2 separate regions of the Homo sapiens genome follow, and region 1 is linked to region 2. Evidence: read pairs that join two places in POLR2A ChIA-PET (ENCODE). Cell type or tissue: Panc1. All regions are shown on one strand. Each heading gives the region's core, and the rest is flanking DNA. Links, peaks and the distances in the headings are about the cores only.

What was found. Peaks named below come from ENCODE experiments on the same cell type or tissue, not always from the same donor. Only the 100,000 strongest peaks of a DNase experiment are listed, where the experiment ranks them.
Region 1: POLR2A ChIA-PET joins it to region 2 with 6 read pairs; 3 of 35 experiments call an interaction of 5 or more read pairs at or near these places.

Annotation. Positions count from the first base shown.
Region 1 is chr22:31,789,181-31,793,180 of GRCh38, reverse strand. It overlaps DEPDC5 (DEP domain containing 5, GATOR1 subcomplex subunit), which reads right to left. Exons shown (of 43, transcript NM_001242896.3): 11 at 1,079-1,148; 12 at 364-436. Among named protein-coding and RNA genes, the nearest start is that of DEPDC5, 37 kb to the right of the region's middle. RefSeq lists an enhancer at 2,567-2,626. In Panc1, for the core only: no CTCF peak of the experiment used is centred there; no DNase peak of the experiment used is centred there.
Region 2 is chr22:31,914,373-31,920,392 of GRCh38, reverse strand. No RefSeq gene overlaps it. Among named protein-coding and RNA genes, the nearest start is that of YWHAH, 27 kb to the left of the region's middle. RefSeq lists an enhancer at 2,923-3,423. In Panc1, for the core only: no CTCF peak of the experiment used is centred there; a DNase peak (open chromatin) is centred at 2,662.

The DNA of each region.
Region 1 (4,000 bases), core at 1-4,000, 130 kb after region 2:
AGCAAAGACCATGCAGGAACTGTGTTATCTTTGAAACTTCTCTGTAAATCTAAAATCATTACAATTACAAAATTAAAAGGTTTATTTATTTATTTATTTATTTATTTATTTTGGAGACAGGGTCTCACTCTCTCCCAGGTTGGTGTGCAGTGGTGTGATCTCAGCTCACTGCAACCTCCACCTCCCAGGCTCAAGTGATCCTCCCACCTCAGCCTCCCAAGTAGCTGGGACCACAAGAGGCGAATTTTTTGTATTTTTGGTAGAGACAGGGTTTCGCCATGTTGCCCAGGCTGACTTATTTTTAAGTTAGGAAAGAAACAACTAATAAATAAATAAAAAGTATAGCAAAGCACCCAAACATACTTGTAAAAGTCTTCATAGAATCTCCCCTTGTGATCCTGTCGAATTGAGGCTCGGTTTATTTCAGGAAATTCATCTGAAATAGAGAAAACGGAGTATGTAGTTCAGGCTGAGAAGAGAAATTCAGTTTTGTCAGCTTCCTCTTCTGGGTTAAAGATTTGCATCACAAAAAAATAAAGATAACTGTCTTTTTTTTTTTTTTTTTTTTTTTTTTTGAGACAAGGTCTCACTCTGTCACCCAGACTGGAGTGCAGTGGTAAGATCTCAGCTCACTGCAACCTCTACCTCCTGAATTCAAGCGACTCTCCTTTCTCAGCCTCCTGGGTAGCTGGGACTACAGGTGCATGCCACCACACCTGGCTAATTTTTGTATTTTTAGTAGAGATGGGGTTTCACCATGTTGGCCAGGCTGGTTTTCAACTCCTGACCTCAGGTGATCCGCCCACCTCAGCCTCCCAAAGTCGTGGGATTACAGGCGTGAGCCACTGCACCCAGCCAACTGTCTATCTATTAAGTTGGTTTTAAGATGAATCACAGCCCACAGACCTCTTGCATCCACTAACGGACTGTGCTACTTTCCCTTTTACACTGTCCCCATAACAGAAAAGATGGGAAGGGTGGAAAAGTGCAACGAGGAAAAAAATGAAAGGAAATGGCTGGGGTGGGGTTGGGGGAAGCTTAACAAAAACATAACTGTAGGAGAGAAATAGTTACTCACCAACAGATTTTGCATCATAGAAAGTTCTAGAAAACAGGACCACTGTCACTTCATGACTACAGTTCTTCTCCTAAGCATGAGTAGAGAACAACAGGGTTGAAGTTTGTTTCATTTACTTCACTATGAAGCAGACTGCATGCATATAATATTCTTTTTTTTTTTTTTTTTTTTTTTTTTGAGACGGAGTCTTACTCTGCCACCAGGCTGGAGTGCAGTGGCGCTATCTTGGCTCACTGCAACCTCCGCCTCCTGGGTTCAAGCAATTCTCCTGCCTCAGCCTCCCAAGTAGCTGGGACTACAGACGCACGCCACCATGCCCAGCTAATTTTTGTATTTTTAGTAGAGATGCGGTTTCACCATGTTGGCCAAGATGGTCTCGATCTCCTGACCTCGTGATCCGCCTGCCTTGGCCTCCCAAAGTGCTGGGATTACAGGTGTGAGCCACTGTGCCCAGCCCTTTTTTTTTTTTTTTTTTGAGGCAGTCTCATTCAGTTGCCCAGGCTGGAGTGCAGTGGCACAATCTCGGCTCATTGCAGCCTCCACCTCCCAGGTTCAAGCAATTCTCCTGCCTCAGCCTCCAGAGTAGCTAGGATTACAGGTGGGCCACCTGGGTAATTTTTGTATTTTTAGTAGAGACAGGGTTTCACCATGTTGGCCAGGCTGGTCTCGAACTCATGGCCTCAAGTGATCTGCTTGCCTCGGCCTCCCAAAGTGCTGGGATTACAGGTGTGAGGCCCAGCTGCACATAATATTCTTAATCCAGGTGGCTCAGCAGCAGTGCACAGTATTGAATAGCTTCAGGTAATTATAGGCTGCAGTGCAGGGGACAGAGCACTGCTGGGAGTCAGAAGCCCTAGATGGAGTCCTGAACCTGAAACTTGCCACTATGTGACTTTAGGAAAGTTATCTAAAGTGCCAGGAATGTGGAAAGTGATTGGAAAACTGCAAATCAGCATTAAGTAATGGTGACTGTCTCCCAGTTCCCGAGTAGCTGGACTACAGACACGCGTCACCAGGCCCAGATAATTTTTGCATTTTTTATAAAGACAGGGTTTCGGCTGGGCGTGGTGGCTCAAACCTGCAATCCCGGTGCTTTGGGAGGCTGAGGCGGGTGGATCACCTGAGGTCAGGAGTTCGAGACCAGCCTGGCCAACATGGCGAAACTCCATCTCTACTAAAAGTAGGAAAATTACCCAGGCAATGTGGCACGCGCCTGAAATTGCAGCTACTCAGGAGGCTGAGGTAGGATAATCACTTGAACCCAGGGGGTGGAGACTGCAGTGAGCCAAGACTGTGCCATTGCACTCCAGCCTGGGCGACGGAGCGAGACTCCGTCTCAAAAAAAAAAAAAAAAAGAAAAAAAAAAAGAGAGATAGGGTTTCATCATAATCCCCAGGCTGGGCTCAAGTGATCCACTTGCCTTGGCAAAGTGCTGGGATTACAGGCGTGAGCCACAATGCCAGGCCTACAGTGTTTTTTAATTTCTGCAGAATTGTGGTCTAGGGAACAAGAACAGCACCCATGGTGGTGGATTTAAGAATCAAAGGCACTCCCACACCCTACTAGTCTCATAGGATGAGGGTGGGGTTTGCTCTGGACTCAGCGGTATAAGCCAAGGCAAAGAACTACCTTTGGACAGGGACAGGGACTAATGAGAATAAACATTTCCATGGAGTCTGGAGATCAATATCCTAGAAGTAGGGTGTTTACAGATGAACATCAAAAGTGGCTTGCAACAGTTAGCTAGCAAGCGCAGTTTCAGTTCCTCCTGGGTCTCTGAAGACAACAGCCTATACTGACCAACCCCATCTTTATCTTAAGTATGCTTAGTGACTACAGAATTCAACACTCACTATATAAGGCACATAATATAATGTACATTTCATGGATGTATCTCAAGTGGACAGAAATTCCTAAATACAAGCCACAGTACCCAGAGCAGAGTGCTAGGAAACAGCAGACCTTCACTGACTGCCAATTAATTCACGGGAGTCCAAGAGCTCCAAAATCAGCACCCTTATCTAATTTTAGTGCAAGTGATATACAGGAAAACACAACGGGCTCACAATGGGCTGATATGGGCATGGAGTGTCTCAACTCATAAGTGATGTGGTGAGAGGGTCTATTATTATCTCCATTTTGCAGCTGAAGAAATGGAGCCTCAGAGACTAATCCTTGGAGACCAAAAAGCTAATCAGCCAGGCATGGTGGCCTGCGCCTGTAGTCCCAACTACTGAGGAGGATGAAGTGACAAGATCCCTGGAGCCCAGGAGTTCAAGACCAGCCTAAGCAGCATAGCAAGACTCTGTCTCTTAATCAAAAAAGAAAAAAAAAAAAGCAAGCTGATGAGATCATTTAAAACCCAGTCTGCCTTAATCCAAACTCTACTCTTTTACACTACATAATGTGACTTCAAATACTTTTTCATCAAAATGTTTTCATGTGAAATCAAGGTGAGATAATCGAATGAAATAATTTTTTAATTGTGGCAAAATACATATAAATATTGCCATCGTGACATTTAATACATTCACAATGTTGTATAACTATCACCATTATTTGGATCCAAAACATTTTCATCACCCCAACAGGAAATCCCAAACTGATGAAACAGTCACTCCCCACCCTCAGTCCCTGGCAACCACTAATCTCTATATTATATATTTACCTATTCTGGACATTTCATATAAATAAGATCTTATGATTTGTATTTGATCCACTATGTCTGGCTTCTCTCACTTAACATGTGTTCAAGATTCATCTATGCTGTAGCATGTGTTAGTACTTCATTCTTCTTTATAGCAGAATAATACTACATTGTATGGATATACATTTTATTTATCTATGCTTTAGCTGACAGACATTTGTTATTTGTGTTATCCTACTTTTTAGCTAATATGAATAATGCTGTCAAGAATACGG
Region 2 (6,020 bases), core at 864-4,863:
ACTGATAGGTTGGAATTCAGAGGTGGGATGGGCTAGAGATCTTGAGACTTGTGGGCATGTAGATGGTAATTAGGATCTCAGGATTGGGTCACTGGGGGAATGCAATGAAGAAAAGAGGTCCAGGAGACACAGATTGGGGTCTTCCAATGTGTGGAGACTGCACAGAGGCCAGCAAGGGAGGGTGAGATAGAAAGCCAATGGAGGAGGGCACCAGGAGAGCCCCAGCTCCACTGACCAACCTTGTAACCTCAGGCAAGTTGCTTCCCTTCTCTGGGCCTCAGTTTCCCCTATGTGGACAAGGGGATGGCCATATTCATCACTGAGGTGGTTCCAGCTTGATCATCCTGGGACACTCCTGAGAAAGAGCGGCAGCAGTTTCTGCAGCCACCTACCACAGGAAGAGATCAAAGCTCAGGCTCCCCCATCTCGTTTCCAGGACTCCTACAATGAAACTGAATGAAATCCCAAATACAACAAAACATAGCCCAAAGGTCGGCCACTCAGAGTTAGGGGCTGGGTAAGGTCATGGTGACCTGGAATAGAATCCAGCCTTTTTGTCACTTGCCAGATGGGTGACCCTCAAGCCTCAGGTACTTATCTGTAAAATGCAGCCAACAGGACCCACAGCAGGGGTCTGTTGTTAGAACTAAGCCAGGTATGGGTGGACACGGTGGCTCACACCTGTAATCCCAGCACTTTGGGGGGCCAAGGCAGGCAGATCACCTGAGGTCAGGAGCTCAAGACTAGCCTGGCCAACATGGTGAAACCCCATCTCTATTAAAAATACAAAAATTAGCTGGGCATGGTGGCGTGTGCCTGTAGTCCCAGCTACTTGGGAGGCTGAGGCGGGAGGATTACTTGAACCCGGGAGGCGGATGTTGCAGGGAACCGAGATCACACCACTGCACTTCAGCCTGGGTGACAGAGTGAGACTCTGTCTCAAAAAAAAAAAAAAAAAAAACAAAAAACAACTAAGCCAAGTAGCAAGCAAAGCATCCTGCATGGCTCCAGGCATGCATGCAATCAATGATCAGCTCCTTCCTGCTTTAGGAAGACTCCTTCCCTGAATCAGGAGAGAGGGAGTCCAACCTGGCTGCACTCTCAGAATGATGTAGTCCTACTGCTGGTCAAGCCTGGGGCTGCCAGCTCTGTGCCACCCTGCATCTCACTTGCAGAGTACGTGGTTACCCAGCTAATCACAGGAATTAGGGATCTGCAAAGACTGACTAGGTCATCTAGCTGGAGCCTGGGGCACTGTGGAAGGTGGGAGGAGGGAGGGGGGACAACAGCTTCTAAGGCTGACCGTAGCTGTAGACTCACCCCAGCCTTTTCCCAGGCTGCGTTAACCTGGCTGGCAAAGGGCAGTGATATGACAGCAGGGGAACACTATAGCAGAGAGTGAGCTGGAACTCGGGCCAATGTGTTCAGCCCAGTGACAGCTCCTGGCTCAGTGTCTCCTAGAAGCAGCCCTGGAAGAAGACAGGGACTGCAGGGGCAGCTGCTGGAAGGCGAGCTGGGCACGCAGCCTGGATTCCTGCCCCACCTCTGTCACAACCATTAGGCCAATGGCTCCACTTATTGGGCACCTCCAAGGTGGCAGGTGCTGTGCTAGGTGCTTAACTGAAGAGCTCTTCAACAACCTTGCAAGGAGGGCAAACATGTCCCTGTTGAAAAGATGAGGAAACTGAGGCTAACAGAAGAGGAAGGCTTGCCCAAGGTCACCCACCCTTCTAGACGTTCCTTCTTTTCAAGACATAGACAAGACACCCTTCCGCAGCACACACGGTCCTGCGCAATTGGTTCTGCTTCCTTCTCCTGCTGCACCTGCCCCTTCCTCTCCCTTGGCCTTCCATCAGGTCTCCATGGAAACATTCAGAAGCCTTCCCTAGGCCCCAGAATAGGTCAGGCTCCCCCTCACACCTTTTTTTTTTTTTTTTTTTGAGACAGAGTCTCACTCTGTCGTCTAGGCTGGAGTGCAGTGGTGTGATCTCAGCTCACTGCAGCCTCCGACTACCGGGATCAAGTGATTCTCTGCCTCAGCCTCTCCAGTAGCTGGGATTATAGTATAGGCACCTGCCACCACGCCGGCTTTTTATTTTATTCTATTTTTTTGAGATGCAGTCTCGCTCTCTGTCTTGCCAGGCTGGAGTGCGGTGGTGCAATCTCGGTTCACTGCAACCTCTGCCTCCTGAGTTCAAGTGATTCTCCTGCCTCAGCCTCCTGAGTAGCTGGGATTACAGGCACATGCCACCACGCCTAGCTAATTTTTCTATTTTTAGTAGAGACGGGGTTTCACTATGTTGGCCAGGATGGTCTTGATCTCCTAACCTCATGATCCGCCCACCTCAGCCTCCCAAAGTGCTGGGATTACAGGCGTGAGCTGCCGCGCCTGGCTCCCCTTACACCTTTCACAGTGGCCTCTCCTTTGTCTTTTGGGCACTTTTCGCAACTATACTTATTACTTCACAACCCTAAAAATCGTTATTTGTGTAATTTTTTGTTTAATATCCTTCCTCCTGCATCTACACGATGCCTGGCACATGGGTGACTGTTAATACGTATGTGTGGAAAGCACGGTGACTAAACCTGTAAACAACAAATGAGCGAATAAACCACAAACAAATCTCCCTCCCGCGGCGATGGGCTGGCTGCGATTCCACTGGGACACAGGGACTTGTATAAAGGGGCAGCTCCCTTAGAGTCTACATCATCAAACCTAATAGGAACAGTATCTTGTGATCACTGTGACCTGCAGCCCAAGGGGGTATGCACAAAGCAATCCCAAGATGTGTGCAGTGGGGGGTGGACACCCAGCTCCCTGCATGGGTCAGACCCCAGAGCTGGCCAGTTTCTCTGTTGTCCTCCAATCTGGCTTCCAGTGGTGGCAGCCACTCTCCTGGTTCCTGCAGGAGAGAGACGAAAGTGGCGAGGGGGTGTCTCACAAGGAGAACTGTGCCGGTTTCATTTCTGCTTTGAGGCGAGACACATCCTGTGTGTCAGACTACCCAGGGAGTGCTCCTGTTCTCCCAGCGCCAACCACCAACAGTGCAGTGACCAGGAGCAGGAGACCCTGGGGAGTCGAGACCAGGGACATGGCTGTCATGGCTGTGCAGGGAGCTTGGCCCCAGGCCCCACCCTGCCTCCTTCCCTGCACGGCGGCCTCTCCACAGAGGCCACTCTCACTGGGTTTCTGTCTTCCACACCCCATCTCATTGTGAGGAAAAGCCCAGCCTGGCTGGAGGGGATTAGGAGCAGGTGGGAGAATGCAGACAGGTGCGATCTCTCCTCTGCTCTGTGTGCTCAGTAACCCCAGGCAAGTCCCTGAACTTCCCTGAGACTCAGTTTCTCCTCTGAGAAGTGGGGGTCCCCACTCACCTCCATCAGGGCTGTCCCCAGGCCCTAGCAGGTTGGTGGACACACACTTGTTTGGGGTTCAATATACAAAATAAGCTCTTGCTGTTATCTTTTTTCTGCTTTCTTTCTTTTCCCAAGCTTCAGACTAGCTAGTGGTATATCATGTTCCTTGTACACCTGCTAGGCTCATTCAAAGCAAAATGTTTAGGCAGAGCATGGTGGCTCATGCCTGTAATTCCAGCACTTTGGCAGGCCCAAGGTGGGTGGATCACTTAAGCCCAAGAGTTTGAGACAGCCTGGACAACATAGTGAGACCCTGTCTCTACAAAAAATTAGTGGGGTGTGGTGGCATGTGCCTGTAGTCCCAGCTACTCGGGAAGCTGTGGTGAGAGGATCAACTGAGCCTGGGAGGCAGAGGTTGTAGTGCGCTGTGATCACGCCACTGCACTCCAGCCTGGGTGATAGAGCAAGACCCTGTCTGAAAATAAAATAAAATAGAAAACCAGAATGTTTGGCCTCCGTTACGGGAGCATTTACAGCACTGCCTTAAAATGGGGGAGCACCCTGCACCGCTCAGACACCTTTGCAAAGCTGACTGCCTCGGGTCCTCACCATGATCCCTCAAAGAAAGCTGGAGAAACGCCGTCATCACTGTACCCTCAAACTTGAGGTCGAGTGAGGTGAATGGACTTATTCAGGATCACAGGTAGTTGGCACTATTGTCAGACAAGAGTAACAGTGGCTTTTCCTCAGACTCAGTTCTCAAAATGCTGCCCCACCACCCCCCCCTTTTTTTTTTTTTTGAGACAGAGTCTCCCTCTGTCACCCAGGCTGGAGTGCAGTGGTGCGATCTTGGCTCACTGCAACCTCCGCCTCCCGGGTTCAAGTGATTCTCAGCCTCAGCCTCCTGAGGAGCCGGGATTACAGGCGTGCACCACCACACCTGGCTAATTTTTGTATTTTGAGTAGAGACGGGGTTTTGCCATGATGGCCAGGCTAGTCTCGAATTCCTGGCCTCAAGTGATCTGCCTGCTTTGGCCTCCTAAAGTGCTGGAATTACAGGCATGAGCCATTGCGCCCAGCTCAACAACCCTTATCTCCCAGGTTCTCACACCGACTTCTTGAGTTACGTAACGAAGTCTTGATGATTCCCATCTTGTCGCTAGACGGATGAGGGTCAGGGTGGTTTCAAAAGCCTATGCAGGGTCACCTGGTGAAGAAACAGCAGGTTGAACCTGGGCGCAGCGTTCTGATTCTGAGGAGAAAGGGAACATGAAAGAGATCATTTCCCTACTTGTCTTATCAGACACCGGCTACCACCGTGGAGCTTGGGTGTGTTCAGAGGCCATTGTTCTACCTACATCTGGGGCCAGGAAGAGCAAAGGCTGACAGGTGAGCAAGGCCTTGTGTGGCATGACACCAGGGGACAGGCTGGCTCAGGGCTTCCAGACAATGGGCCATTTTTTGGCTCCAGTGTGCACCCAGGGACTTGCCAGCACTCACCTCTAGTTGTTGAAAGGGCAGGCTGGGTGAGGCAGGTCGGGGAACTCTCTCTGCAGTTCTTCCTTTCAGTTTTTAGTCGTCTTCTCCTGACTGTTCTGTTGCCAAAACCCCCCAGCCCTCCAGCATCCCCTTCCCCACCCCATCCTCCTCACCTGCTAGAACTCTTATGTAGCTGTCAAGTCCCAGCCCAAATGCCCCTTTCTCCAGTCTTCCCCAGCTCCCCTACACAGACTGAAGCCCCCTCCTCTATTTCTTTTTTTCTTGAGACCAAGTCTCGCTCTGTCACCCAGGCTGGAGTGCGGAGGTACGATCTTGGCTCACTGCAAACTCCCCCTCCCGAGTTCAAGTGATTCTCCTGCCTCAGCCTCCCGAGTAGCTGGGATTACAGGCACCCACCACTATGCTTGGCTAATTTTTTTTTTTTTTTTGTATTTTTAGTAGATAGAGATGGGGTTTCACCATGTTGGCCAGGGTGGTCTCGAACTCCTGACCTCAAGTGATCCACCTGCCTCAGCCTCCAAAAGTGCTGGGATTACAGGCGTGAGCCACTGCACCTGGCCAATTTCTTTCTTTCTTTTTCTTTTTCTTTTTTTTTTTTTTTTTTTTTGAGATGGAGTATTGCTCCGTCACCCAGGCTGGAGTGCAGTGGCACAATCTCGGCCCACTGCAAGCTCCGCCTCCCGGGTTCATGCCATTCTCCTGCCTCAGCCTCCTGAGAAGCTGGGACTACAGGCACCCACCACCATGCCTAATTTATTTGTAGTTTTAGTAGAGACGGGGTTTTACAGTGTTAGCCAGGAAGATCTTATCTCCTGACCTCGTGATCCGCCCGCCTCGGGCTCCCAAAGTGCTGAGATTACAGGTGTGAGCCACTGCGCTCGGCCAGCGCCCGGCCAGTTTCTGTACTGCATTACAGATAGCCAATCTGAGACCTCTTCTAGAGGGCTATGGTGGCTGCTTTGCATGTCTGCTTCCCTCCACGAGGAGGGCAAGGCCCACGTTGGTTCAACCTTGCATAAATGTTGGCTGAATGAATGAATTCAATAAATTCTAAATAAGCACCAAATGTGTGATGGGTGCTTGCTGTGGAGGATACAAGGATGAGCAAGATGTGTTCTCTGCCTCCAAAGAGCTTACATTCGATGGGAGAGGCAAGGTACGTG